Regions from separate parts of the Homo sapiens genome. Here region 2 is linked to region 1. Evidence: read pairs that join two places in POLR2A ChIA-PET (ENCODE). Cell type or tissue: Panc1. All regions are shown on one strand. Links, peaks and the distances in the headings refer to the core of each region. The heading gives the core; the rest is flanking DNA.

Region 1 (15,473 bases), core at 3,789-11,788:
CTGGTTTCCTGTTTGGGTGAACGTGTGACTTGCCACTTACAGTCAAAGGATCCTGACTCATTCAGGGTTAAAAGTCACATCCTTAGGGGATACCTGCCTTAAAGAACCCAAGACAGCAGGCCAGAGACATGGGGCCTGGGTCAGGAGGAGCCAGCCCCCTGAGTCAAGGAAGGCTGGATGTGCACCTTTGTCCCAGGCTTTGCTTGAGCAGAGGGCCAGGTGTATTTGATATTTGCCACAAAGAATACAATCCTTAACCTGGCTGCCCTTGTGAGACTCCAACTGTAGCAAAGAAAGATTAGGAAACAAACATCCCAGTCACCATGGAAATGTGAACCCAAGGTGTTAGGAACAATAGCTGTGTGAGTCCGGAAGTGGATTCTGTCCACACACATGTTGGTTTGATCCCCCATCTATTTCCTTGTGGGGGCCTGGGCATATCTGTGAACGTATGATATAGCCAGCTGCTCTAGGGCTGGGTGCCACCTCCCATTAGCCTTGGTTTCATCATCACCAAAATAGCTGTAAACCTAATACACTGCTTATGCATGTCAGAACCTCCTTACAGCCTCCCTCGGAGGTAAATATTATTTTTATCTTAATTCCACAGATGAGAAAACAGAAGCTCAGGGAGGTTCCTAAACTTTCCCAAGGTCACAGTTGTTGATGGAAGAGCCAGGGTTTGAACCCAGCCCGTTGAGTCTGTGCTTTTTTAACCACCACGTTCCTCACGTTGGTGTTGACAAAAAATATTACTAAAAGTAGTTCATTCTTACTCTACATGTCTTATTTCAATTCTGCCACAAACCTATGAGGCAAGTACAACTGGTTAATTCCATCTTATAAACGAGGAAGCTGAGGCACAGAAGACTTAGGAATCTTGCCCAAGTTCCACCGTCAGTAGGAGGCAAAAGTACATTTGGGGGTTACTTTTTTCAGGTGGATTTGAAATGATAATGTGTCTTAAATTTAATTTGGAAGCCAAGAATGGGTGATAACTGTAATTTTTTCTTTTCTTTTCTCCTTCCCCTCCCCTCCTTTTCTTTTCTATTCTTTTCTTTTCTCCCTCCCCTTTTTTCTTTTCTTTTCTTTCTTCTTTTCTTTTCTTATTATTTTTTGAGACAGAGTCTTGCTCTGTCACCCAGGCTGGAGTGCAGTGGCACGATCTCGGCTCACTGCAACCTCTGCCTCCTGGGTTCAAGTGATTGTCCTGCCTCAGCCTCCCGAATACCTGGGATTATAGGTGCACGCCTTGTATTTTTAGTAGAGACAGCATTTCACCATGTTAGCCAGGCTGGTCTCGAACTCCTGACCTCAGGTGATCAGCCTGCCTCGGCCTCCCAAAGTGCTGAGATTACAGACATGAGCTACCACGCCCGGCCTAATTAATTAATTTTTTTGAGATGGAGTCTCACTCTGTTGCCCAGGCTGGAGTGCAGTGACACCATCTCAGCTCACTGCAACCTCTGCCTTCCCAGGCTTGGGTGATCCTCCCACCTCAGCCTTCTGAGTAGCTGGGACTAGAGGTGCACACCACCAGGACTGGCTAATTTTTTTTTATTTTTTTTATTTTTGTAGAGACGGTTTCACCATGTTGCCCAGGCTGGGATAAGTGTAATTTCTAAATCTGGCTTTCATCAGTGGTGATGTTCTTCATGTGTAGATTTATACTAGGGAAACAAATCAGGAGGGGGAACAAGGTGGACAGAGAATAATAGCAACTTGATTTGCCTATTATCCCTGGAAAACCATATCCTGGAACTCACTAGCATGTAAGTAATTGGAAAATGTTAAAGCAAAAGAGCCAGGTTTAGAAACAAAATCACACCATCAAGTCTATGTAAATGAGTTCCTCGGTGAAGAGAAAAGCAAATGCACTGCTGTTTGTGGGCTGGCTGGCTGTGTCCCAAGTGCTGCAGAGTGGGAGTCTGGGACCAGTTGTTTTTTCATTGAGGGCCCCTTACAAGGCACACTCGGGTTGTTCAGACTCCATGAAGCTCATGAATTGGCTCAATAACAAAAAGCATGAATCATTTGAACGTGAAGGTACAGGGACATCTGTTTGAGTAATTTCTGACAGTTTTTTTTTCCTTTTTGAAAATGTGTTATATTTAGGATTTACTTGAGAAATAAGGTGGACTTGGGGACTGACAGCCCATCAGTTTCATGGGAACAGGGCCTGTGTCTTTTTATTGCTCTTTTTGTGTATGTCTGTAGACAATAGGTGCTCAATAAGTACTTTGTGTAAATGGTGACTTTAGGAGCACCTGGATTCTGCCCCAGGAGATTCCTGAGGGGCTGGCAGGTAACCAAAGGCTAATGGAGGTTTACAGCCAAGTTCCAGATGGTTCAGGGGCCCGAACCCCTGGGTGGAGCCTCTCTTGGGCCATATACCCATTCCCATGCCTGGCTGTCCCCCATCCCTTAGACCGTGGCTGCTGCTGCTGGACTGTGTTCTCTTGTGCAGATATTAACGGTGCCAAATAGTGCCAGGGCCCAGGTTGCAGTGGGCTCCTTATTGTCCTGTAATCTCAGCACTTTGGGAGGCCGAGGCAGGCTGATCACCTGAGGTCAGGAGTTCTTATTGTCTAGCCCAGAGGTTGCAAACTGACCTACACACTATTTTTTTTTTCTTTTTTTTGAGACGGAGTCTCGCTGTCTCTCCCAGGCTGGAGTGCAGTGGCGCGATCTCGGCTCACTGCAAGCTCCGCCTCCCGGGTTCACGCCATTCTCCTGCCTCAGCCTCCCGAGTAGCTGGGACTACAGGCGCCCGCACCTCACCTGGCTAATTTTTTGTGTTTTTAGTAGAGATGGGGTTTCACTGTGTTAGCCAGGATGGTCTCGATCTCCCGATCTCGTGATCCGCCCGCCTTGGCCTCCCAAAGTGCTGGGATTACAGGCGTGAGCCACTGCGCCTGGCCCCTACACACTATTTTAAAAATCGGGAAATTTCACGTAACCTTTCTGATTTAAGACTTCTTTTAGATAATTCAAAGTTTTGGCGACATTAGGTAAGAATTTTTGTGTAGCAGCATTTGTCTGCAGTTAATTTTTTTCTTTTTTTTGAGACGGAGTCTTGCTCTGTTGCTCAGGCTGGAGTACAGTGGCATGATCTTGGCTTACTGCAACCTCTGCCTCCCAGGTTCAAGCAATTCTCCTGCCTCAGCCTCACAAGTAGCTGGGCACACGCCACTGCACCTGACTAATTTTTGTATTTTTAGTAGAGCTGGGGTTTTGCCATGTTATCCAGGCTGGTCTCGAACTCCTGACCTCAGGTGATCCACCCACTTTGGCCTCCCAAAGTGCAGTTAAATATTGATTGTCTCTTTTGTGGCAAGATTCCAGTCTCTTCCTTTTACCACAGGCCACAATAGTTCCTCTTGTCTCATATCAAGTCCCCTTTACTCATTTATATCACCTGACCAGCCTCTGGTTTCAGGGCCTGTCTTCTGTAGTGTATTTGCCTTACCTTTTTTTTTTTTTTTTTTGAGACGGAGTCTCACTCTGTCACTCAGGTTGGAATGCAGCCGCGCGATCTTGGCTTACTGCAATCTCCGACTCCCAGGTTCAAGTGATTCTCGTGTCTCAGCCACTTGAGTAGCTGGGATTACAGGCATGTGCCACCATTCCCAGCTAAGTTTTGTATTTTTAGTAGAAATGGGGTTTCATCATGTTGGCCAGGCTGGTCTCGAACTCCTGCACTCAAGTGATTTGCCCCCGTTGGCCTCCCAGAGTGCTGGGATTACAGGCGTAAGCCATCTTGCCTGGCCTGTATTTGCCTTACAAACTGCAAGTGATCTAAAAAGAACAAATTCTCATTTGAAAAAATAAGCACTATGGCCAGCACAGGACTGACTTAAAACATAATTTCAATAGGCACTGATTTTGTCATTTAATGCTGAGAAGAGGCAAAAACCCTATATGGATTCTTAGAAATAGGACTATGTTGGAATGGAAGAGATGGCAGGCATTGATTTGGAGTCTCCAGCATACTAAAGGGAAGGGCTTTCTTCAAGGAAATGAAAAGTGATAAAGAAAGCTACTTGATAGAAGTATTCAGGGGCTTGAAGGCCTTTCAACTTCAGGGAGCCGGAGAGGGGGAGGGAACTGAGGAGGGCAGGTCGGGTGGGGTGGGGAAGAGAGAGAGACCCTTCCATCTCAGCCTTCCCCACTCCCCATGGGAACACTGGAAAATAGAAAGGACAAAGGAAATGGAAGCAAGTGCGCTGGGAAATGCCCAAGTTTCAGCTTGAATGATGCTGTTTACATGTTCTTACAGGAAAGACTATTATGGGCCAGCTGTTAATGGGTTGTCTGTCTGTCAAGAGAGAGAGGGATGGAGGAAGGGGCTGGAGTTGAGGGATGGAGGAAGGGGCTGGAGTTAAGGCATGGAAAGGGCTCTAAGCCTTGCTTCTTGCATTTCCTGTCTTTAAACTTACGAACTAAAGGGCTTGAGGGTGAGGGGGTGCTGATCTAGGGAGGAAGGAGGTTGCTTTCTGTGTGCGTGTTTTTCTGTTTCATGTCCTGACTATTTCCTGGGTCCAGAGAGGGTTTTCTGGTCTGAAGAGGAGAGTGTGCCCCTCACAGTAGATGGGGTGACAGACAGTTCTGCCCTCTGCTGTGCTGGTGACAGCCGGGAGGGTCAGACTTTATCAGTTTCCTGGGTGGAGGGTGGACGGGAAGCGGGGGGCCTTCTGCTGAAGATCTCAATTAAACTTTGGACTGGCTCATCCAGGGAGGTGGCGCGATTTCCTCTGGAGGTTTAAAATAAATAGCAGGTACTTGATTTCATCTGGAATGGAGGGTGTGGCCCTGCCTGGCACTGGGATGGACCCAATGGTCTCCCCAGCCTTCTTTGTTCTGATACTACACACCCCACCCCTCAACCGCCTGAGAAATTTCTGGAACTGCGTTTAGTCTCAGTACATTAGGATTATTGCTAGAAATAAAGCATCCCTGGATCCTTTGGCTTCTTGGACAATATGCAGGAAAACACCCGCCTTCTCTTAGACATGTAGGGTTCGCGCCGTTGACCTGAGCTTCAGTGCCAGAGAGTCGAGCAAAGAGAATATCACTTTTACTTAAAAGTGAACTGCACGGGGGTTGACTCTTTCAAGGCCTGAGATTGATGCACTCTAATTTGCCATCTGGAATTGGTTAGCCACATTCTTCTGGGCTCTGATGAGAAATGATGACCCCGGAGAAGGGTGGTCATATGGCCAGTGTCAGGATTAATAGAATCCCCTTTCATTCTTGAAAGGGTCCCTGTTTGGGCAATAAAGTTGATGGTTACTCTACCATGAAAGAGCAGAAAAAGCTGAGCAGAAAACTTTGTTTTGGAAAAGGGGGTGTTGAAGCCAAGGCATTAGAGAAACGTGATTTTTCATTTAATTATATATATAGTTTTCTTTTTTGTAATCTAAATGACATGTGCAACCTTCAGAGCCTGACTCCTTGCTGGAAAGAGAGAAAGGAGGTTTTGTTACTGAGAAGCTTATTTTAAAAGTCAAGTCGGGTATAATAAAATAAATGAAATAAATAAAAGAGCTCCCCAGTTAAGGGCCTTTCCCATGCTGGGGCTTCGGGATAACAAGAGCTTGAACTGCCTTCTGTCACATGGGGCAGGTCCTTAAGGAGCAGAAGGTTTTTTTTTTTTTTTTGAGACACAGTCTCACTCTGTCACCCAGGCTGGAGTACAGTGGTGCAATCTCAGCTCACTGCAACCTCCGCCTCCCGGTTTCAAGCGATTTTCCTGCTTCAGCCTCCCAAGTAGCTGGGACTACAGGCACCTGCCACCGTACTTGACTAAATTTTTTGTATTTTTAGTAGAGATGGGGTTTTGCCGTGTTGCCAGGCTGGTCTCAAACTCCTGACCTCAGGTGATCCGTCTGCCTCAGCCTCCCAAAGTCCTGGGATTACAGGCATGAGCCACTGCACTAGGCCTGGTTTATTATTATATTTTAAGTTCTGGGATACATGTGCAGAACGTGCAGGTTTGTTACATAGGTATACATGTGCTATGGTGGCTTGCTGCATCCATCAACCCATCACCTACGTTTGGTTTTTCTCCTAATGCTATCCCTCCCCTAGCCCCCCACCCCCTAATAAGCCCCGGTGTGTGATGTTCCCCTCCCTTTGTCCATGTGTTGTTATTGTTCAGCTCTCACTTATGAATGTTTGGTTTTATGTTCCTGTGTTAGTTTGCTGAGAATGATGGTTTCCAGCTTCATTCATGTCCCTGCAAAGGATGTGAACTCATCCTTTTTTATGGCTGCATAGTATTCCATGGTGTATATGTGCCATGTTTTCTTTATCCAGTCTGTCATTGATGGGCATTTGGGTTGGTTCCAAGTCTTTGCTATTGTGAACAGTGCTGCAATAAACATACGTGTGCGTGTGTCTTTATAGTAGAATAATTTATAATCCTTTGGGTATATACCCAGTAATGGGACTGCTGGGTCAAATGGTATTTCTGGCTCTAGATCCTTGAGGAATCACCACATTGTCTTCCACAATGGTAGAACTAATTTACATTCCCACCAACAGTGTAAAAGCATTCCTATTTCTCCACATCCTCTCCAGCATCTGTTTCCCGACTTTTTTTTTTTTTTTTTTTTTTTTTTTTTGAGACGGAGTCTCACTCTGTCACTCAGGCTGGAGTGCAGTGGCAGGATCTCCGCTCACTGCAAGCTCTTTCCTCTGGGTTCATGCCATTCTCCTGCCTCAGCCTCCTGAGTAGCTGGGACTACAGGCGCCTGCTACCATGCCCGGCTAATTTTTTTGTATTTTTAGTAGAGACGGGGTTTCACCATGTTAGCCAGGATGGTCTCGACCTCCTGACATCATGATCTGCCCGCCTCAGCCTCCCAAAGTGCTGGGATTACAGGCATGAGCCACCACGCCCGGCCTTCCCAACTTTTTAATGATCACCATTCTAACTGGCATGAGATGGCATCTATTGTGTTTTTGATTTGCATTTCTCTAATGACCAGTGATGATGAGCTTTTTTTTAATATGTTTGTTGGCCACATAAATGTCTTCTTTTGAGAAGTATCTGTTCATATCCTTTGCCCGCTTTTTGATGGGGTTGTTTTTTTCTTGTAAATTTAAGTTCTTTGTAGATTCTGGACATTAGCCCTTTGTCAGATGGATAGATTGCAATTTTTTTTTTAAGTGACGTGGTCTCACCACGTATCCCAGTCTAGACTTGAACTCCTGAGCTCAAGCAATCTTCCTGCCTCAGCCTCCCTAGCTTCCAAGTAGCTAGGATTACAGGCTCAAGCCACTGTGCCCAGCCAGGAGCAGTTTTGAAAGGCAAAAGGACCATGACTGAATGCTGCATATCTAGAACATCCAGGAATGCAGATGCCCAGGCCAAAGGGCTCTGGGGTCGGAGCAGGCAGGATTGTGCCGGGGGCTCTCAACCCTTTGCTGGGGGCCACTTGTTCTCTCCTTAACCGTGGACTATTGCAAAGGGTGGAGATCGGAGACTGGAAAAAAATCCGTGTTCTAGTCCCTTGTTGCGTGCTTCCTGGTGGACTGACCTGTAGCAGATAGCCCTCCTCCTCCGGCCTCAGCTTCCTCGTCTGTGACGTGGGCAGGGTGCCGTCATCTATCCCCGGGGCTTCTGTGAGAATCAAATGGAGAAGAGCAAAGGCCACGTGAGGGGTTGGCTCTGTGGTCCCTGTGCTCATAGACTGCGGTTTCCTACGGGCAAAAGGGGAAAGTGACCCTAGAACACCTTTGTGTCAGGGATGCATGCCAGATGGCCTTTAGTGCACTCTCTTCCCAGCCCTGTCAGCAACTGACAGGTTCAATAAGACTTTGCCAAAATGTTCAACTAGCTTTTCCTGATGCGGGTCTTTCTTCAAATTCTGTCCCACACCGTTAACTGCAAACTTCTTTCAGAACACCTTTCACGAAAATGAAGCTGGCATAGCTGTGGAAAGAGTTGATGGTAGTGTTGTATATAATTGTGAAAATTGGCATAGTGGTGGGCACATAGGGGATGTTCATTCATTCACCCAGTGAGCCTTTCACTGTGCCCAGGCCCTGAGACAGTCGGGGTGGCTGGGAACATGGTCTTTGCCTTGATTGTGGAATTGCCTGCTTGAGGGAATGGCCTGCAAATCACACAGGTGGAGAGGAGGAAGAGCCGTTTTCCTCCGCCCTCTTAGGTTCATTGGTTGGGGGTTACAAATGAAGTTGACAAAAGATTAACAAGAGAAAAAATGGATTTAATTGGATTCTTAGGCACTGGAGTTCATAGGGAAATGTGGCTCAAGGAGGCAGCTAGGATTTGGGGCTTATATACCATCTTAGGCTAAAAAAGAAAAGGAGTTTTGGGCTTCTGGAGGGTAGGGAAGCCATGGGAAGGTAAGGGGAGGAAATGTATGGTAAATAAGGGTTGTTTAGTAGGTAAGAGTTGTCTCAGGTGCTAAGAGTTGTCTGCTTTTCTTCCTGCTGTGGGGGAGGAGGGAGACATCTTTACAAGTAGAAATTTATGCCCTGCTTTTAGGCAGAAGAAGGGCAGAGAGCTAATTGCCTTCAGCTGAAAACAATTCTTATGCCAAAGTGGTATATTTTCGGGTGGCATATTTTGGTCCCCTTTATTAATAACTTACACCCTATTAAAGAAGAATAACGACTGAGTGACCAGAGATTGAATGCTGAGTGGAAAAGTTTTACTGCCAGGTGGGGAGCCCGATCTAGCTTAGTCTCAGCTCTGAGGGATGGAATCGGAGCGGGGGCAGGAATGATGTAGGTTTTTCATAGCTGAAAGCCCACAAGCTGTGCTGCATTGACGTCAGGAAGGCAGTCTTGCCGAGCACTGGTGCCTGCCTGGCCACACCTGAGCTTGTCAGTGAGCTGGGTACCTGACTGGCTGACAGTGCTCTCCTGCATCCAAGAGCTGCCCTGGCATCATGGTGCCCAGTGTGTCTGCTGCACACGAGATACACCAAAGCAGGTGATATGGTTAGGGCTTTGTGTCCCCACCCAAATCTCATCTTGAATTGTAACCCCCATAATCTCCACGTATCAAGGGAGGGACAAGTTGGAGGAAATTGAATCATGGGGATGGTTTCCACCTTGCTGTTCTTGTGAACTATCTTGTGATAGTGAGTGAGTTCTCATGAGATCTGATGGTTTTATGAGGGGCTCTTTCCCCTTGGCTTGGCACTTCTCCTTCCTGCCACCTTGTGAAGAAGGTGTCTTGCTTCCCCTTTGCCTTCCGCCATGATTGTAAGTTTCCTGAGCTCCCCCCGCCCCCAGCCATGCTGAACTGTGAGTCAATTAAACCCCCTTCCTTTATAAATTACCCAGTCTCGGGCAGTTCTTATAGCAATGTGAAAACAGACTAATAGGCCAGGCGCAGTGGCTCACGCCTATAATCCCAGCACTTTGGGAGGGTGAGGTAGGCGGATCACCTAAGGTCAGGAGTTCAAGACCAGCCTGGCCACCATGATGAAACCCTGTCTCTACTAAAAATACAAAAATTAGCTGGACATGGAGGTGTGCCTGTAATCCCAACTACTCAGGAGGCTGAGACAGGAGAATTGCTTGAACCTGGGAGGTGGAAGTTGCAGTGAGCTGAGATCACACCACTGCATTCCCACCTGGGTGAAAGAGCAAGACTCCATCTCAGAAAATGGACTGATACAGCAGGATTGTGGCACCCAGGGAGGTGTGCTCTGTGTCGGCATGTTAGGTGGCCAGGTCGAGTTTGTCCCATCTGATGGGTTATGTACCTATTAAAATAATATAGAATCATGAAAAATAATATATAAACTCATAAATGCAAGAAGTAGAACATTACAAAATCCCAACTATAGTGCTTAGAAACCCTTTGACAGCAACTGATAGCAACTCAAATATAATTAGTGTATACAAAAAAGAGAATTTATGGATTCATATGTCTGGGAGTATTCCTGGATTTCTGGATCCAAGGATTCAAACAATGTTCCCAGTTTTTCTTTTTTTTTTTTTTTTTCTTTCTGTCCCTATCTCTCAGCTTGCTTGTCTTTCCTCTGCTTAATTCTTGGCTGGGTCAGGGGGTCAAAGAACAGCTTGCTTAACAACCCCAAGGCAAATAGAGCTTCTTTTCTGAAAACCAGCAGGAAAGTCACGGAAAGGACTCTCTTGGGAAGGATGGTGGGGGTCATGTGGAATGACTTACTGAAGAAGGGGATGAAGGAGTGCCACACAGTGAAAACCACAACTGTGTGAGCACGAGGCACCCCTGATAGGACCTAGTGGTTCATCAGTCACTTCTCTGCCTGAGTGGTAGGAGCCTAGATTTTATAGTTGTTTTCAATGACAAAAATCATAGTTTATAAAAGAGCATAATCTGACCCAGAGGTGTCCTTTCTGTCACGTTATGATTGGGGACAAAGTAGACATGCTCTTCAGCTTGATCATATAGTAGCTACCAGGGTTTAGTACACTGTCTCTATAAAGGGCAGATGATAAGTAGTTAAGGCTTATGAGCCATATGGCTTCTGTTGCAGGCACTCAGCTCTGCCATTGTAGTTTGAAAGCAGCCACAGGCTATACCTAAAGAAATGGGCATGACAGTGTGCCAATAAAACTTTATTTACAAGAACAGGTGTTGGGCCAGATTTGGCCCACAGGCCTTATCTTGCCATCCCCTTGATATAAACATGACTGAAAAATTTATATTCTAATAGACCATAAGACACTGCTCTAAAGTAAATTGTATATTTTTAAATCATGTGTCTGATAAGGAGTTAAGATGCAAAATATATAAGGAACTCCTACTATTCAATAACAACAACAACAGCAACAAAAAACCTGATTAAAAAATGAGCAAAGGAATTGAACAGACATTTCTCCAAAGAAGGTATACAAATGACTATAAGTATATGAAAAGATGCTCAATATCACTAGTCATTAGAAAAATGCAAATCAAAACCTCAATGTGTTGCCTGGGCAACAAAGTGAGACCCCCATCTCTACAGAAAAAACAAAAAATTAGCCGGGCATGGTGGCTTGGGCCTATAGTCCTAGCTACACAGGAGGCTGAGGTGGGAGGATCATTTGGACCCAGGAGGTCGAAGCTGCAGTGAGCTGTGATTGCAATACTGCACTCCAGCCTGAGCAACAGAGTTGAGACCCTGTCTCAACAAAACAAAACAAAAACCCAAAAAACCACAATGAGCTGTCACCTCATACCTGTTAGGACAGATATTATAATAAAAACAAAAAATAACTTGTTGATGAAGATGTGGAGAAATGGGAACAGTTGTGCACTGTTGGTGGGGATATAAAATAGCATAGTCAGCTACTATGGAAAATAGTATGGAGGTTCCTCAAAAAATTAAAAGTAGGATTACCACATGGTCCAGCAATCTCACTTCTGGGTTTTTATCCAAAAGAATTCAAGGCTGGGCGCGGTGGCTCGCACCTGTAATCCCAGCACTTTGGGAGGCCGAGGTGGGTGGATCACGAGGTCAGAAGATCAAGACCATCCTGGCCAACATGGTGAAATCCCGTCTCTACTAAAAATACAAAAAAATTAGCTGGGCGTGGTTGCGTGTGCCTGTAGTCCCAGGTACTCTGGAGACTGAGGCAGAAGAATCTCTTGAACCCAGTAGGCGGAGGTTGCAGTGAGCCAAGATCGCACTACTGCACTGCAGCCTGGCGACAGAGCAAGACTCTTTCTTAAAAAAAAAAAGAATTCAAATCGGGATCTCAAAGAGATATTTGCACTCCCTTGTTCATTGCAGCATTATTCATAATAGCCGAGAGGTGGAAACAACCTCAAAGTCTATAGGTAAATGAATGAAATGAAAAAACTGTGGCGTGTTCGTGCAATGGAATACTATCCAGCCTTATTAAAAAGGAAATCCTGCCATAGCCACAACATGTATGAACTTGTAGGACATTATCGTAAGTAAAATAAGCTAGTCACAGAAGAACAAATAATGCACAATTCCATTCATATGAGAAATTTATAGTAGTCAAACTCATAAGAGAATGGTGGTTGCCAGGGGAGAGGGAAATGGAGAATTGTTGCTCAGTGGGTATAAAGTTTCTGATATACAAGATGAGAAAGTTTGAGAGGTCTGCTGTATAACATTGTGCTTATAGTTAATCATACTGTGCACTTAAAAATTTGTTAAGGCCGGGCGCGGTGGCTCACGCCTGTAATCCCAGCACTTTGGGAGGCCGAGGCGGGCGGATCACGAGGTCAGGAGATTGAGACCATCCTGGCTAACATGATGAAACCCCGTCTCTACTAAAAAAATACAAAAAAGTTAGCTGGGCATGGTGGCGGGTGCCTGTAGTCCCAGCTACTCGGGAGGCTGAGGCAGGAGAATGGCGTGAACCCGGGAGGCAGAGCCTGCAGTGAGCCGAGATCATGCTACTGCCCTCCAGCCTGGGTGACAGAGCGAGACTCCATCTCAAAAAAAAAAAAAAAAAAAAAAAAAAGAAAAAAAGATAAATTTGTTAAGAGAACAGATCTCATGTTGTGTTTTTTAAAATCACAATAAAAATATACAGTTATCCCTTAGTATCCTTTGGTCATTGGTTCCAGGTCCCCCCTTATATACTAAATCCATGGATGCTCAAGTCCCTGATATAAAGTGACATAGTATTCACATATAACTTATGCACATCATCATCCAAACTCTAATCTCTGGATTACTTATAATACCTCATACAATGTAAATGCTGTGTAATAGTTGTTATACTGTGTTGTTCAGGGAATAATGACAAGAAAAAAGTCTATATGTGTTCAGTACAGACGGCTTTTTTTTTCCCCCTCAAGAGTTTTCAGTTGGAGGGTGGTTGAATCCATGGATGTGGAACCTGTGGATAGGGAGGGCTGACTGTATGTGTATACCAAATCATGTAAATTTTATAATAGTTTATTTTTTGTTCCTGATGTAATGGGAAGCATTTGGAAAACATAAAATTGATCCCATCACAAAAGAGGAATTAAGATTGCCTTGGGTTAAGGGTTAAGTAATGTCCTATCACCAGTTAATCTGCCAAGGATGTTGGTCATGGCCACATTCAAGAAGTGGTGTCTGGAGGCCACAATGAGATGGCCCAGTTCAGACATCGGCTAGAATTGTGTGGCAGAGCGTACAATTATGTCACGAATTTGGGATTAGCATGGCATACCTAGTTGAGGTTTAAAGCTCCCTCCTGCACCTTCCAAAGCAGGTGTTGCTTGGGGTTGAAAACCTTCACTGTTTGGTCAACAGAAGGCCCTCACAGCTCTGATGGGAATGTCACCTGAGAAGGGCTGGTCTCCTCGTGGATTTGCATTTCCGCACCTTCAGACACTGCCTCAGCCAGCTGCTGTTTTAACTGGCACAGAGGGCCTCGCTGAGAGCCTCTTGGGTTCTATCCAGATCTGAGAAGGAATCTGGGATGCCGGGGTCAGATCCGTGCCCTGGCCCGAGGATGGGATTTTGTACCCCGTTGCTTTCTGCAGTTGTGATGAGGTGGTGCTTGGCAATGGCCTGGAGCTCGGCATCTGAGTGACTGTCCGTCCTAGGGCGTCCAACTCCAGACCTCTCTTACCCAGGCCAGCGGAGGGCGGAAACTCTGAGAACATTCCATTAGAATAAGATACGTTTAATAAGAGCAATGGAAAATGGTAAACCTGACTTGGGGAAAGGGAATGTGCTCTTTCATGTAAAACAAACAAACAAAAAATGTGACTGTGAGAAGCATCCAGAAAAATACGATGACCTGGAGGCTGGATTTAAAATTGGCACTGAGGGAAATCTCATTTCCACAGTCGATGACTCCCCCTTCAGCTATGTTCATGCCAGTGGAGCAAACCAAAATAACTTTATAAATTAAAGTTTATGTAGTCAGGAAAGCTATGCCTGGACTATCACACACCAGATGAAACCCTTGAAGGCTTTGTTTACAACCGACATCCTGGGGTTGGAGGTTAATAGTGTCTGGAGAAGGTTAGGTCATGCACATGTTTAATAGCAATTAAAACAAAATCACTGGTGATGGTCAAAGAGACACAGCTATGTTTATTTACTATAGTTTATGCCACCTTTGTTTGTTTGTTTGTTTTGCCCTCTGGAAAAAATGTCTTTGTCCTGCCATAATTAATTGTAACCAGCTTTTGTTTAGAGGGGGCCACATGGAAACTGCTCAGAGAGCTCAAAGTGTGTTGGCAAGTGGTGACTTGTAACTAGTACCTCAATCATTTTCTTTTATGATACACATAATAGAAGGATGCATTTGGGATGTAAAAGTTTCAAATTATAGGGGCACATATATATACAGACAATCATGAAAGTCCCCCCCACCCTGCCTGGCTGCTGACATTTGGTGATAATCTTTCCAGACATCTTTCTAAATGCTGACTGTTTATATGTGAGTGAACAAGTGTTTATATCCATATGCACACAAATACGTAATTAGCTTTATTTTTATTTTAATTTCTTTTGAGACAGGGTCTCAGGCTGGAGTGCACTGGTGTGATCATAGCTCACTGCAGCCTCAACCTCCTGGACTCTAGCAATCCTCCCACCTTGGCCTCTGAAGGAGCTGGGACTATAGGCATGTACCACCACACCCAGCCAATTTTTAAATTTTTGTGTGGAGAAAGGGTCTTGCCATGTTGCCCAGGCTGGTCTCAAACTCCTGGGCTCAAGCAATCCTCCTGCCTCTGCCTCCCAAAGTGCTAGGATTATAGAAGTGAGCCACTATCGCTGGCTGTTGTCGTTATTTTTGATCCATAAAAAGAGGGTCATGATGTGTGTGTTGATGTACAGCTTGCTTTTTTCACTTACACATCCAGAGTTCCTTCACACTGGCCCATGTGCAGATGACATTTTTTTAATCCTGCAGGGCGTTCCATAATATGAATTCTGTTCCTAATTTATTGAGCCATTTCCTCACCCTTTCTTTTTGATACTAAATGAAGCAATGATAGCATGAGATTATGAATGTGCCTTGTGGAGCTTAGACTGCCTGGCTTTGAAACAGGACTTAGACTAGATGAGTGACCTAGGGCAGGGGGTGGCAAGCTATAGCCTCCATGGCAAATCCACCCCGCTGTGTTTCTGTAGGGCCTGTGAGGCAAGACTGATTTTTTCATTTTTAAATGGTTAAAAAAAAAAGGTAAGTATTTCCTAATATATGAAAACGGTGTGAAATTCAAAATTCAGTGTCCATTAACTTGTTTTGTTGAACAGCATGCTCATTTGTGGATCTATTATCTAGGGCTTTTTTCATGCCACAGAATTGAGTAGTTGTGACAGAGACCATATGGCCCACCTAGAATATTTACCATCTGGCCTTTTACAGAAAACATTTGCCGACCTCTGACCTAGGGCAAGTTACTAATCTCTCCATGTCTCAACTTTCTTTTCTTTAAAATGGAGATACTAGCTGGGCGCGGTGGCTCATGCCTGTAATCCCAGCATTTTGGGAGGCTGAGGTGGGTGGATCACCTGAGGTCAGAAGTT
Region 2 (15,473 bases), core at 3,690-11,689, 150 kb after region 1:
ACCCTTGAACCTGTCATTATGGCCAGAGAGAGAGGCCTCTGATTGGCTGTGACTAAGTGACGTGTCCATCCGTGACCGTAGCACTGTGGCCAGGAGACAGAGGCCTTTTGATTGGCTGTGACTGAGTCACGTGCCTGTCTCCGTAGCATGGGAGGCGTCAGCTCCCCTTTTAGATTCAGAGGCTTGGGTTGAATTGGTGCAGACTGGGAGAAAGGAGGTTCCCTAAAGGAAAGGGAGATGGAACAGACCAAATTATCACATCCATAACGATGAGAAATGGGGTTTATTAATGTGCCAGCATCTGGTCTGAGTGGTTTCTATGTATTGTCTTATTCATTCTTCGGGACGGTCCTAGGAGTTAGGTCTGCTTACCGTCCGCAGTTTACAGACTAGACAACTGAGGGGCAGTGTCAAGCCTGTTGCCCCAGGTTACACAGGCAGTGAGCGATGGGCTGGGATTCAAACCAAGGCAGTTTAGCTCCAGAGCCCACACTGACACTCACAGCTACCACGAGATCCTCCCTCCCGGCAAGCCATAGCTTTACATCCTGTGGATAAGCATTTTGAGACTAAGAATCAAAGTGTGCCAGCGCAGTGGTTGTGTTCATATCCCCTTGTTGCCTGGCGTATCTCAAGAGAAATCCTTTCTAGGGGGGATGGTGTCTTAGCTCCTCTACACCAGGTAGACTATAGTCATCCCTTCCCTGCAAGTTGCTGTCCTTCCCAGGCTCTATCGCCCTCTTCCCTGTTTCCCACGAACTCATCCGACTGTGTCCCGTGCAGCTGCAACATCGATGGCCTAGTGTTCCGTGCTCCAGAGAGCCTGAGACAGCATGTTTCAGTGGTTCCTTCGAGTATCTTCCTGGCCAGAGAGAACTTCTTGGAGAGGCTTTAGCATCACTGCAGGAAGAACCAAAAGGGAAAGGGCCCCCATCCCAACTCCAGCATGCCCTTCTTGTTTTCAGAGGAGAACACAGAGGCCCAGAGAGGGCAAGTGAATTGCTTGAAGTAACACAGCAAATTGTTGGCTAACACCATGGTCTCTGGGCCTCTTGGTGGGAGTCTTGCAGTATTTCCTCTTCAGAACCCTCTTGGCTATTGAGTGGGTAAGCGCGGGTGACTTCCTGTCTCTGTGCCTTTAGTGCCTAACTGGAAAAGTCAGGGTTTTCATAATTTGAAGCATCCTAAGACTGGGCTTTTCTCCAGTTGGGCAAAAATGATTTTTAAAAACTGTATCCATTAGGATGCTTTGAATTAGAAGTAATTTCTAAAAGTGTTCAAACTGCCCTAAACAAGGAGAATGTGTTGTCTCATAAATCAGCTTTTCAGATATGGTTTGAGCTACAGGCATGGTTTGATCCAGAGATTCATGACATCACCAGGGCACCAACTCTACTTCTTCTAATTTCCCAGCTCTCACCTCCTTGATGTGTCAGGCTCATCCTCATCGCGGCTTTTCTTGCAGTGTCAAGAACACTGCTGCAGCACCTGGCTTCACACCCACTCACCATGACCTCCAGAGGAAGAGAGCACCTCTGCTCCAGTGTTCCCAGGGAGTCTGCAGTCCACTCTGATTCGACTGGCTTACATTACAGGCCTGCCACCCTTATCCAGTCACTGTAATCAGAGAATGTGATGTGCTTAATGGCCACCAAGGAGATGGAATCACAGTCCCCAGAACTGCTGGCATGTCCATACAGAAATCAGAGCATTGGACTGGGGGTGTGGGGTGGGGAGTAGAGGCTGGGTCATCACTGGTGCCTTCTTCTACACTGACGTCTCTCTGAGTCTGTGAAGACCATGAAATGAAGAAGGCGTTCTGAGAGTTTGCCAGTCACCTTCCTCCATCCATCTAGGGCTCTGAGCCCAGGTGTGGGAATGACAGGAAGGCCCTGCCTGGCCTTCTCCTGGGTCTCATCACATTCTTCTTTTCTTGTCTCCAGACAGAGATTACTGCAGTTTATGTGACAAGCAGCCAATCGGGAGGCTGCTTTTCCGGCAGTTTTGTGAAACCAGGCCTGGGCTGGAGTGTTACATTCAGTTCCTGGACTCCGTGGTAAGTTCCTGCTCCTGAGGGATGGTCCTGTGGTCCTCTGTGATCAGTGATTGTTTTGGCTCAAAGGAAAAAATAGATCTCATGGGTTAGAAGACTGAGGAATAAACTCACTGCTTACAAAACTCCCACTACAGACTTTGATTAGGAATGCAAAATTGTCTGAGGATCTAAACACATGGGTGACCTTGGGTGACCTTGGGTGGGCCCCCTCCCCTCTGGACCTTAGTTGCTATTGCTATAAAGTGGAGCCCTATCAGCTCTTTGATTCTGGAAGCCTGGGTTATTATGGGAGGCAGTGCCTGGGGAAGTTAGGCCTAGCTCTTGGATCTCAAGGCCCCTTCCTCCAGCTGAGAACCCATTTTATAGAATTCCAAAGCTTTTGTCTGTTTGTACAATTGTTTATTGTCTGCTTCCCCATTAGAATGCAAGCTCCCTGAGGGCAGGACCCTGGGCTTCCTGTTCATACCTGCCTCACACAGTGCCCAGAATCTATGGGCACTCAATACATGTCAAATGAAGCACATGGCTGTCAAGCCGGTCTGACACCAATGGCTCCACTGGGCTCTGGCATGGATGACATGCCTGACACCATGGAGTCTTCCTTCACATGTGCTTGTTATTCTTTGTTTAACAAATGCTGATTGATTGCATGGGCTTTTAAGACAGGTTGTGGGAATAGTCAGGAGTTCCTCTGCACCTGCCCGGGGAGCCTGGGCACCTCGGTTCAGCCAACTGCCCTTGGGTTTCTATCCGAGGAAGGAGGACAAGAGGGAAGGAAGAGGAGTGGAGAGCGGTCATGAAGGGTGTGAAGTCATCCAGGCCCCTCCCCTCCCCGCCAGGTGCAGGGGCCGAGAGGCTGCTGTTTCCTGAAGGGCCCTCATGCCACCATTGGCTGCAGCCATCCCGACCTCTATCTCAGTTTGGGGGACAACCCTTTAGGGTTTCAAGTCTCTGTATCTGCTTCAAGATCTCGATGTGCATCTCTAGACCCACAAACCAAATTGCCCACTGGACATCTCCACTGAAGTCACAAAGGCCCCCTTAAAGTCAGTAAGTCCCAAATGCACTCAGGACTTTCTCCCAGGACCCCAAAGCTACCAGCCCTGAGACATTACCTGTTCCAGTGACCAGCACCCTATAGTCACCCGAGCCTGAAATCTTTGCACTCTTTGATGCCTTCCCCTCCTCGTCCTTCCCCAACCTGATCAGGCTCATGTGCTTGGCTCCTTGACCCTGCCCAGGCCAGCTCCCTCCCCTCTGCAGGCTCTGCCTTGGGCTTAGGGGAGGCTCTGCCTTGGGCTTAGGGGAGGCTCTGCCTTGGGCTTCGGGCAGGCTCTTGGCGCCTCTTGTGTGAGTGATTACAGTAGTTTTCAATCTTAGCTGGGCGTTAGAAACACCTGGGGAGCCTTAAAAACACACCAGAGCCTGAGCTGAAGCCCAGACCAATTAATTTGAATCTCTGGAGGTGGGGCCTAGTATTTTAATAACTTTTTATTATGGAAAATTTCAAGCTATAAAAAGTAAAAGTCGACAGAATAGTGTAATGAACCCCCAGGCACCCTTCACCCCACCTTTATGAACCCACAATTATGAACTCATGGCCAATCTTCTTTCATCCATTCCTCCATCCTTTACTCTGTAACACTTTGTAGCAATTTTCACATATTATCTCATCTGTGAACTTTTCATTATGTATCTCTGAATAAGAGCTCTTTAAAAAATAGTACTATCACAGCTTAAAAAATTCTTTCCTATCATCAAATGTTAGTATTCAGATTTCCAGTGTTCTCATACATTTTATGTGTATTTGTTTGAACTGGTCTGGCTAAGGTCCACACGTTGTGATCTGTTGATGTTTTCTTGACTCTAGGCTCCCCCATAACCATCCATCCCCCTTTGTAATACATTTGTTGTTCCTACAGAAGAGCTTCCCACAGTCTGAATTTTGTATTCTTATCCCTAAATGTCATTTAACAGGCTCCTCTATATTTCTTTCTTTTTTTTTTGTTTTTGAGATGGAGTCTCGCTCTGTTGCCCAGGCTGGAGTACAGTGGTGCGATCTCAGCAGACTGCAAGCTCCGCCTCCCAGGTTCACACCATTCTCCTGCCTCAGCCTCCCGAGTAGCTGGGCCTACAGGCGCCCGCCACTACACCCGGCTAATTTTTTGTATTTTTAGTAGAGATGGGGTCTCACCGTGTTAGCCAGGATGGTCTCGATCTCCTGACCTCGTGATCCACCCACCTCGGCCTCCCAAAGTGCTGGAACCACAGGCGTGAGCCACCGCGCCTGGCCTGGCTCCTTTATATTTCTTATACGTTGCTAGTTGGATCTAGAAACTTGACCAAATTCGGTTTCCGTTTTTGCAGGGTGGAGTGGGATTCGACTTCCTCAGTGGTTTCATGTTCTTCCATCAGGGGACATACACCATCTGGTTGTCTTTCTTTTTGAAATGGTAGCAGCTATTGCTAGTCTGTACCTGAATCTGTTAATTAACAAGGGCTTGCAACATGGCAACATTCTAATTCTGCCATTCCTTCTTCATTTGCCAACAGAGGCACTTCCTTTTGATGACCATGTGGTGACCCAGTGGTAAAGTTCATAGAGGAAATGGTTGATTCTTTTCTCGCATTAATGTTTCTAAAATACCAAACTGGTTCACTACCATCCTCCAGTAGCAGTAACTATTTTTAACTTGTGGTTTTAAACATGTTGCGTGTGTATTGTTGCACTGTAGTCATTATCCTGACTGATGCTCATCGTCTCATCAGTGGCTAGTGGGGGCCTCTCCAGGTTGGCTTCTGAGTCCCTGGCTGGGCTCCAGCAGTTATCAGTAGTCTCCTTGCTGTCTGATATGACGCAGGGTTCTGGGCTCATCTTGTACTAGATCCATTGTTTCTCAGAGGAGCTGTGATTCCTTTTACTGGGACATAGCAGTTGCAGGCCACAGTTTGGCACAAGGGTTATTACCACTAGGCCATCGATTCTAGCACCTATTGGCATTTTTCAAAGCTCCCAGGGGTTTAATGTGTATCCAGGGTTGGGAAGTAATGACATCTAGGATAAAGTCCAGGTTCCGAGGCTGACTTACCAGATCTTCCAGCATCAGCTCCTGCCCACCTTTTCACCGTTGGCCTTCCCGGAGTCTTTCTTCAGCTCTGTGTTCTGGCCCGACCACCCACTTCTGGCGTTTCTGACTTGCCAGGACAGTTCAAGCCTCTTGGCCCTAGCTCCCTCAGGCCTCCCTGCCTGAAATCCTCCCCACAGTCCCATTTGCCTGGCAAATGCCTACTTGTCCTTCTGTCCCCTGTTCTCAGAGGCCCTCCCGATCTCCCTCTTCCTCTCTCTCCTGCTGTGCCCCTCTGCTGTGGGTGCTTGCTTCTCACATGCACCTGAGCCACACTGCTGCCCCGTGCTGGCAGAGGTGCATGATGCAGAGTGCAGCCTCCAGAGATAGGATGCCAAGACAAAATGGCTCTGCCACCATCTGTTGGTGAGACCATGGGCAGGTGTTTAACCCCTCGTGTACTTCGTGTCTTCATCTGTAAGTGGGGATATAGCTGTATCTGATGATGGGCGAGGTGTTAGGTAGAGACTACATGAGTTCTTACCGCTCACAACCATGTCTGGAATAGCACTGAGGCTCAGTGAACCTAGCCATTGAGGGGTCTGTGTGCCTGTTCCTCCACTAGCCAGAGCCTCTTTGTGGCACAGACGTGGCCCATGGTCTGTGAATCCTCAGCCCACAGTGCCACACGTAACAGTTGAGTGATGCTCAGATTGGGCCCAGTGGAGGTTGGTGGCTTGCCTAGAGTCAAAGAGCATGTGAGGGGCAGAGGTAGGCCCAGAACCCAGGTCTCCTGGCTCCCAGTCCAGGCTCCTTCCTCTGCATCATGCTGCCTCTGAGACCATGAGCATCATAAGCCAATGACATGGAATGTTCGAAGGTGAGAACTGGGATGGAAAAACAACTGGAGCAGGTTAAAGGAGGTTGGGAGTTTGGATATGGGGAGGCTGGTTGTATCATGAAGTAGGATGGTCAGCATTGGAGTCTTTGAAAAGGCGACATTTGACTGAGGACCAGGAAGTCGTTGGAGGAGTTAGCCAAGTGAATATGTGGTGAAAGGGTGTTACAGGCAGGGAACAGCCAGCACAAAGGCCTGAAGGCACGAGTGTCCGCAGTTGGAGGGGAGGGAGGAGGGGCAGAGGGGGTAGGAGAGGAGGTGATCATGTAAAACTTTGTGCCATCAGAGAACTTTGACTTTGGGTGAAATGGGGGAGCCACTGGAGGGTTTTTAGCAGAGCAGTGGCATGGTCTGACTTGGGGTTTTATTTTATTTTATTTTATTTTATTTATGAGACAGGGTCTCACTCTGTCATCCAGGCTGGAGTGCAGGGGTGGGTTCGTAGCTCATTGCAGTCTCAACCTCCTGGACTCAAGTGATCTTCCTACCTTGGCCTCCTAAGTAGCTGCAAATACGGGTGTGCACCACCATGCCCATCTGTGACTTAGGTTTTTCAAGAATCCCTCTGGCTTCCATGTTGGGAGCAGGCTTTGAGGGGCTGAGGTGGGAGCAGGGAGATCTGCTAGGAGGCTGTTGCAGCAGTCCAGGTGAGAGCAGCTGGTGGCTCAAGCCATCTTAGTAGCCCCTGGCGGTGGTGAGAAGTGGTTGGATTTGAGACTTGTGTGGAAGGTGTATTCTCTGATGGATTGGGGATGAGAGAAGAGTTAAGGAAGACTTCAAAGTTTTGACCTGAACAAATGGAAAGATGGAGTAAGGATGAGGCTGCAGGAGGGTCACCTTGTGGGGAAAATCAAGAGCTCCGTTTTAGGCACACGCGCCTTGGGATGTCCACCAGATCCTTGAGTGGCGAAGCTCCAGGGGAGATGGGTGTTCAAGCCAGGCTTCATGAGAAAGATCTGGGCTGGAAATGGAAAATTGGGAGTTGTCAACTTTTTTTTTTTTTAATTTTTATTTTTGAGAGTCTTACTCGGTCACCCAGGCTAGAGTGCAGTGGTGTGATCTCAGGTCACTGCAACCTCTGCCTCCCGAGCTCAGGTGATCCTCCTGCCTCAGCCTCCCAAGTAGCTGGGACTACAGGTACACACCACCACGCCCAGCTAATTTTTGTATTCTTTGTAGAGACAGAGTTTTGCCATGTTGCCATGGCTGGTCTCAAATTCCTGGGCTCAAGTGATCTGCCTGCTTTGGCCTCCCAAAGTGGTGGGATTACAGGCATGAGCCTCCATGCCCAGCCTTGGAGTTGTCAACACATATATAGCTGGTGTTTAGAGAGCCCTGGGCTGGAGGAGCTCACCAAGGAAACAAATCCACGTGGATGGAGAAGCGTGAGGACAAAAGATGCCCCGGACCAAGGGCTGCTCCCCATTTGGAAAAGAGGAGGCAGCAGCAGCTTTGGGAGCCATCTAGAGAGTTGATGAGGCAGAGCAGAGTGAGGCTAAGCCTAGGAGTCGGTGGAATTTTCCAGCCACGTGTTTTGTTAGACACTTACAGTCAGTTTGAAAAGGGGGGAAAAAAATCCAATGGATGCCCATTTTCATTCTGGTCGTGCCATCGTTCCCTCTCTCTGGGCCTGTACCAAGAGCTGTTTTTTGGAAAGGAAATGTGAGTCTGGCTCCTGTGTCAGCACGTCAAATGCTCTTCACATCTACCCTAATGAAGCTGCCACTCACGAGGGGCCGACCCGCTCCCTTCTGCGTTTTCATCTGCATCCCTGGGAATTAGCGAGACTTTTTCATCGCCCATCTTGACGTCAAATGACCAGCCTCTGGAACACCTCTTTTACGCACGGAGACTTTATTGAGTTTTCCAGGGCTGGCGTAACTTCTCGTCTAAAATCCGTTTTTTCTTCCATCCTGACTGGAACCCAGAGGAGGGAGGAGGTGGCGGGGTCCTTGGTGTTGCAGTAGCGCCCCGGGTGCTGCCTGACTCGGCCAGCGCCATCCACGCCATTCCCATCTCTCTGTTGAATTTCTACCAAGTGGAGCTTTTAAAAATAACCTGTCCTCGTTGGACTCTGATGTAGTCCCTGGGAAAGGCTCCTCTCCTGCACAGTATTTTTTTTTTTTTAATTTGAGACAGAGTCTCACTGTGTTGCCCAGGCTGGAGTGCAGTGGTGCGATCTCAGCTCACTACAGCCTCCGCCTCTTGGGTTCAAGTGATCCTCCTGCCTCAGCCTTCTGAGTAGCAGGGATTACAGGTGCGCACCACCACACCCAGCTAATTTTGTATTTTTAATAGAGATGGGGTTTCGCCATGTTGGCTGGTCTGGTCCTGAATTCCTGACCTCAAGTGATCCGCCTGCCTCAGCCTCTCAAAGTGCTGGGATTACAGACGTGAGCCACCGTGCCCGGCCTTCTGTGCAGTCTTAATGTCCACATTTCTCAAGTCAAGTGGAAGGCTGCAGCTGTTTTTTAATGACGGCCCAGGTGATTTTCTGGGCAGCAGAACTGTTTGCGCGTCATTTACTAGACTGCAGGGGGAGTTTGGCCTTTGGTGTTGGTTATCAAGGGTCTTCCAGGAACCTGAGAAAGACTTTTCTCCTGCCACTGCCACCTGTCCTCTCAGCAAGAAATGGAGTCAGTGACCTAAGCCATGACTAGGTCTGGTCTCTAAAGGGCAAAGAGTTTGCCCAGCTGGTCAGGGGATTGAAGAGGGTCTAGGCTAGTGTCAGCCCCCACAGGGCAAAGAGTCTGTGGCATCTTGGAGACTGATGGACTTCTCTCTAACCTGTTCCCTGGGAGCCTTGACCACATGCTGGCTCATTTGAAACCATCTTATCTCCACACTTGGGTGAGACTTAATGGGTTCAGGTCTCTTCTCTTTGGGATTGAGGGATGTTTGGCAGATATGGAACCAGATTCACCCAGGGCACATTTATGGGGTGGCTCCTGTGTGCCAGGCTCTGTTCTAGCAGTTGGGAGAACACAATGAACAGGAGAACTAAGTTCCTGCCCTTGTGCAGCTTGCTTTCTGGTTAAATGAAAGATTAAAAAAATAAAGAAGATTTTTTTTTTCTAGGAGGTGGAATCTCACTCTATTGCCCAGGCTGGAGTGCGGTGGTATGATTATAGCTTACCGTAGCCTCAAACTCTTAGGCCCAAAGCGAATCCTCCCACCTCAGCCTCCTGAATAGCTGGGACTACAGGCGCAGGCCACCATGCCTGGCTAATTAAATTTTTTTTTTTTTAGAGATGGGGTCTCTCTGTATTGCCTAGGCTGGTCTTGAACTTCTGGCCTCAAGTGATGCTTCCACCTTGGCTTCCCAAAGTGGAATCATGCTGGATTACAGGCATGAGGCACTGTACCTGGCCAAGGAAAATTTTGCAGTGAATTAAGCAACACCAGCTACAAGTTAAAATATTTGTTCAGTATTAGCTTTGGGTTTTTTGTTGTTGTTCTTTTTTGAGACAGAGTCTCACTCTTTTGCCCAGGCTGCAGTACAGTGGTGTGACCTCAGCTCACTGTAACCTCCACCTCCTGGGTTCAAGTGATTCTCGTGCCTCAGCCATCCTAGTAGCTGGGATTACAGGTGTGCGCCACTATGCCCAGCTAATTTTTGTATTTTTGGTAGAGATAGTGTTTCACCAGGTTGGCCAGGCTGGTCTTGAGCTCCTGACCTCAAGTGATCTGCCTGTCTTGGCTTCCCAAAGTGCTGGGATTACAGGCATGAGCCACTGAGGCCCACACAGTATTAGTTCACCTCAAAATATAGTGGCTTGAAACAACAGTCAACCTTTATTAGGTGATGGTTTTGTGGGTCAGGAATTTGGGCATGGCTTTGCGATGTGCTGTTGGCTCAAGGTCTCTCATGAGGTGAGATATTAAGAAGTTGGCTGGGCTGCAGTCATCTGAAGGCTTGACCGTAGCTGGAGGATCTGCATCCACAGTTATTCACATGCCTGGCAGGTTGGTGCTGGCTGTTGGCAGGAGGGAGCCTCTCCATGGGATTGCTTGAGTGTCCTCACAACATGGCTGGCTTTCTCCAGAGCAAGCAATCCAAGAGAACATGGTAGGAGCTGCAGTGCCCTCTATGACCTAGCCTTAGAGCATCTACACCATTTCCCTAATATCATACTGGTGGCACTGGTTAGCCCTGTTTCATATGGAAAGAGACTTTCCTAGAGCATGAGTAATGAGGCAAGGATTATTGAAGGCCACCTTGGAGGCAGGCGACTACAAATATGAGGTTACAACAAATGAAATCTCATATAGGAAATGCTAAGAGGCATTCCTATCTGCTAAGTAGCCTAGACTCTAGGTGATGAAATAAAATTAGTGGGCTATCACCTGGCTTTAGATGTGCCTGACCATTTGAAATTTTATTGTGAAATGATCCACTCTGCCTCACTGGGGGCTAAGTATTCTGCTTCTCTTGTTTATGAGAATCCAGTATTTGTCTTTGTCTTTCTCTCACTGGTGTGATCCCCCAAAATGGGAAGAGTGGAGGGTGCTTATAGTTTTTCAGGTGCACATAGAGACAGTCAGAACATCTAGGAAGCCAGACCCCGGGAGCAGGGCTGTCTTGAAAAAGTGCCACTTCTAAAATGGGTTTATATAGTGCACATCTGTGGGATCATCCAGTCTCCTGGGTGCCCCACCCGCATTCCCAAATAACATGGCTGTCCTAGAAGCTGCCATGTTCTTAATGATGTCACCCCCAAGCTGCAGTTGACTGGAGCAGGAGGGGGTCTGTGAGCCAAGGCAGGCCAACGAGTCCTTTCCCTGGAATTGATGGCCTCAAGGGGAAGTTCTTCCCTGCTAGAGAAAGCTTAACATAAAAACCCTGGGAACTGTGGACTGCCATGTTTCCTACACTGGAACAAGCCAGTCAGCACCCAGAGATCATGAGCAACACACACACACACACACACACACACACACACACACCCAACACACAGATCATGGGGGCTACAGAAGTGCTTGTGTCCCTGGTCTCTGGGCTCTTGGCCCAGCTGCTTTTCTGATTTCCCCACAATTTGTTTGTTCAGCTCATCCTCAGATTCCAGGAGCCAGGAGCTTACAGTTTTGTTGAACTAGGTTAGGCTGGGATTGTTTTCACTTAGAACAAAAAGAGTAATGGGGAAAGTTAAAGACCTTTCCTGGTAGCCTTTAGATCCTTGGTTGGATGCAGAGACAGAGAAACAATTCTGAGAGGGAAGGAGGAAAAGCAGCTGGTGGGGGTGAGGATGGGTGGAGCTCTTAGGAGAAAAGTGATGGGGCAGACAGGAAGCAGGATGGCACAGCCCGTCTGTATTAGTCCGTTTTCAGGCCGCTTTTAAAGACATACCCAAGACTGGGCAGTTTACAAAAGAAAGAGGTTTAACGGACTCACAGTTCCATGTGGCTAGGGATGCCTCACAGTCATGATGGAAGGTGAAAGGCACGTCTCACATGGCGGGAGACAAGAGAAGAGAGCGTGTGCAGCAGAACTGCCCTTTATAAAACCATCAGATCGGGCCAGGTGCAGTGGCTCAGCCTGTAATCCTGTAATCCCAGCACTTTGGGAGGCCAAGATGGGCAGATCATTTGAGGTTAGGAGTTCGGGACCAGCCTGGCCAATATGGTGAAACCCCATCTCTACTAAAAATACAAAAATTAGCTGGGCATGGTGGCGTGCGCCTGTAGTCCCAGCTACTTGGGAGGCTGAGACAGGAGAATCACTTGAACCCAGGAGGCAGAGGTTGCAGTGAGCCGAGATTGCACCACTGCATTCCAGCCTGGGCAACAGAGTGAGACTCCATCTCAAAATCTCAAAAAACAAACAAAATATCAGATCTCGTGAGACTTATTCACTATCCCGAGAACAGTACCAGAAAGACCCACCCTCATGATTCAATTACCTCCCACCACCGGGTCCTTCCCACAACACAAGAAAATTGTGAGAGATACAATTCATGATGAGATTTGGGTGGGGACACAGCTAAACCATGTCACCCTCTGCCACTGGGGTGCTTATCACTTCCCCTGAGATGGGCGAGCCTGTCCCCTCCCTCTGAGAGAGGCGAGCCTGTCCCCTCCACCACGTGGAGAGATGCAGCCCCCCTTCCCTCCTGCCTTCTCTTCAGTGTTTGACTCTGGCCAGGCCACAATTCACAAGCTGGTGGCTGTGGTACCTCAGGAAATCTGGAGTTGCTCCTACCACTTTCATTCTCCACCCAATGTGGACAGGAGTCCATTCTTCCCTCCCTTCTCAGGTTCCATCCCATCTATTGCCCTAAGTTGGGCCAGTGAATCCCTCTTGACTGAGGCCTGAGAGGGCCGCTCAGATGGGAGCCGGAGCCAGAGACTAGAGAACACTTTGCCCAGGCGGGCACAAGCTCTGGGGTTGACCAGGTACGTCTGACCCTGGGGCCCCTGGGGGACACCCCCATCATGCACTGCTCGCCATTCTCACTGGGGAGCAGAAAGGAAGCAAGGCCAGTGCCCACCCATCTGAAGCACCGTGCAGGGCATCAGCCAGGTCCTGGCAGAAAACAGATGGCCGGCCCCATGTGTGAATGGAGGAGTTTAATGAGGGCCTATTTACAAAGCGTGGGAGGGAAATCAGTAGCTGCTGATGCAACACCCCTGAGCCTCCACCACCCCGCAACCTGCAGGGCCAAGGGAAGGGACTGACGCGGGATCGTGGGAGAAGACTGCCCACAGGAGTCGGGTCTGGAGAAGAGGGTCCGGGAGCCTGCGGTGCCCAGGCGGGGACGGAGCCAGCAGAAAACCACCCCACCACTCCACCCCCACAGCAGGGTGGGAGAGGGCTAGAGGGGCTCTGGAGGGGCGGCCCACGTGGTCAGCACACACGAGAAGCTGGGGCCGTGGGGGTGGATGCAGGTGTTTCTCCAGCGGGGTGCATGGTGAGCATTGTGCTGACCAGGCGTGTCACTTGTCCCTGCCTCAAGGACTCTGGAAAAGCTGACCACATCAATAATTACAGAAGCTGGAGGTGGCAAGACCTCATGGCATCTCTGACTTCATCTTCCTGTTAGGGCAGAAGAAGGTCTCCTGGGAGAAGGAGGTGACATCTAAAGTTAGTCTAAGGCCAGGAGGAATTCAGCCCAGACTGCCCTTTCTAAACCTAGGGCCGGCTTCTTTGAAAACGTGGCAGGTTCTTAAAAGCATCTGAAGGAAATGTGTCTTCATAGCCAGGACATATTTTTCCTGGCAGATTCTGAGATTGATGATGCAATTAGGGCAGGCCAAGAGAATGAAGTATTAGGGCTATAAACTAAGATGCACATAGATGTTTCCACTCTTTGGAAGGCACAGATGTAGAAATAATTCTTTGTTCCTTAAGCTCAATGTAATAGTCTGCATTTTGTGTTAGAGCAGCATCTCCCCGCAAAGGCCACCCCTGTGTTTGGCATAAATCACAATGCAGGGAGAAGGCTCATTCAGTGGTGTCTTCCCTGTTGGCACCTGGCACGTATCTGGATTATGGATTGTCATGGGTGCTCCCTGGCACCGTGGCTGTTAGACCTGAGTTCTGGGCAGGGAGAGCTCCAGGCTGGAGTGCAATGGCACAATCTCAGCTTACTGCAACCTCTGCCTCCCGAGTTCAATCGATTCTCCTGCCTCAGCCTCCCAAGTAGCTGGGATTACAGGCACCTGCCACCATGCTTGGCTAATTTTTTGTATTTTTAGTGGAGACGGGGTTTCACTATGTTGGGCAGGCTGGTCTCGAACTCCTGACGTCAGGTGATCCGCCCGCCTCGGCCTCCCAAAGTGCTGGGATTACAGGTGTGAACCACCGCCCCTGGCTAAGAGAGCTTTAAATGAACAGAACAGCAGAGGTGCCTGTGTTTCGGGGAGGGGACAAGGCCCATCTCTCTCTCTCTGGTTGGAAGGGACTCTCTTGCAGATGGAGGTCACGAGGGCACTCTTTGCATACAGTTTACCTTTCTTTTCATTGAAATCATTGGCTGCTATTTCCCAAGCTACATCTAATTGTAAAATTCTGGGTTGTTGGCACACTCTTACTTGCTGCTTACGTTTGCTGGTTAAGCTGGTTTAAGCTTTCTCCCACCAGCTGGGCAAGGGTGTTCTCAGGGCAGTGGTTTCCAGGGTGGCCCCAGCCGTGTGGAGTGTGATCTGCCTTGAGCTCGGCCCATCCAGGGGAGCCACCATGGTACCTTTCCTCTGTAGGTGGCCTCTCAGGACTCCCCTCAGGGGGCCACTGTGGAGACATGGCCTGTCACTAGGTGTCTTAATCAGTGCGAAAAGCCCAGCTGGAGGCCTTCCATCCGTTTTCCACCTCCCAACACAAATGCTCTTCAAGTGGTGGCCTGGCACGGACTCTTTGAGAAAGGCCTTTTGATCCCGGCAGGGGAGGCCTGTCCCCGCGTGCTCCCTCTGCCGCCCTGTGGACCTGCGTGCCCATCCACCGGCGGGGCCTCTGCCGGGAGGCAGGTGACCTGAAAGGGATGTTATTTTTTTAACGTGGGTTTTAGTACCCACAGCAAGAGTATTTTTAGCTGGTTATTGAGGCTGATTAGTGAGCCCCAGGCCTCCATTTGGTTAAATAGAGCCACCTTCACAGATGTATTTTCGTACAGTGCAAATCTAGTGTTCTGGATGGTATAGAGTTACCCCAAATGATGGCCGGCCATTTGCCCAGGGCCTGCGTCCTGCAGAGCAGTCTAGCTACATTCCCACGGTGCCGGACCAACGGCGGGCTGTCCAGGGGCAGCAGGACCCTGGGTGCTTCTCATTCTGGAAAACAGCAGGCAGCTGGCTCTAGAGTGCTCAGCCCCTTTGGAGACGCCACTGCTGCCCCGTCGCTTGCTAGCTGTGCTGTATTGGAACCTCTTAGACCCTTAGTTTCTTCATCTGCAAATCGGGACTAATAATACCTACCATGTAGATATAATAATAATACCCTGCCATGTAGGGTGAGCCTGGAATCAGCACTCCATATGGGGTGTGTGTCTGTGTGTGGGTGTCTGTATGTGTGTGTGTAGGGGTGCGGGTGTGTTTGTGTGGATGGGTATCTGTGGGTGTGTGGTGTTTGTGTGTGGGTGTCTGTGTGTAGGTGTGTGTGGGTATGTGTGTGTGTGTCTGGGTCTGGGGGGGTGCGGGTGTGTTTGTGTGGATGGGTATCTGTGGGTGTGTGGTTGTGTGTGTGTGTCTGTGGGTGTGTGTGGGTATCTGTGTGTGTCTGCGTCTGTGTGGGGGGTGTGTGTGTGTGTGTGGGTATCTGTGGGTATGTGTGTCTGTGTGTGGGTTTGAGTGTGTGTGTGGGTGTCTGTGTATGGGGGTGTGTATCTGTGTGTGGGTACGTGTGGGTGTGGGTGTGTGGGTGTCTGTGTGTGGATGTATCTGTGTGTGTGTGGGCGTGTGTGTGGGTGTGTATCTGTGTGTCTGTGTGGGCACGTGGGTGTGTGTATCTGTGTGTCTGTGTGTG

What was found. ChIA-PET counts read pairs that join two places held together with the same protein. Peaks named below come from ENCODE experiments on the same cell type or tissue, not always from the same donor. Only the 100,000 strongest peaks of a DNase experiment are listed, where the experiment ranks them.
Region 2: POLR2A ChIA-PET joins it to region 1 with 13 read pairs; 2 of 35 experiments call an interaction of 5 or more read pairs at or near these places.

The regions. Positions count from the first base shown.
Region 1 is chr10:119,233,593-119,249,065 of GRCh38, forward strand. The region is part of intron 1 of GRK5 (G protein-coupled receptor kinase 5); the gene reads left to right. Among named protein-coding and RNA genes, the nearest start is that of GRK5-IT1, 33 kb to the left of the region's middle. RefSeq lists enhancers at 1,982-2,041, 7,171-7,672, 8,341-8,907. In Panc1, for the core only: no CTCF peak of the experiment used is centred there; no DNase peak of the experiment used is centred there; H3K4me3 peaks cover 825 bases; H3K27ac peaks cover 2,761 bases.
Region 2 is chr10:119,378,872-119,394,344 of GRCh38, forward strand. GRK5 (G protein-coupled receptor kinase 5) reads left to right here. Exons shown (of 16, transcript NM_005308.3): 3 at 1,944-2,056. Among named protein-coding and RNA genes, the nearest start is that of MIR4681, 8.6 kb to the left of the region's middle. RefSeq lists an enhancer at 12,604-13,104. In Panc1, for the core only: no CTCF peak of the experiment used is centred there; no DNase peak of the experiment used is centred there.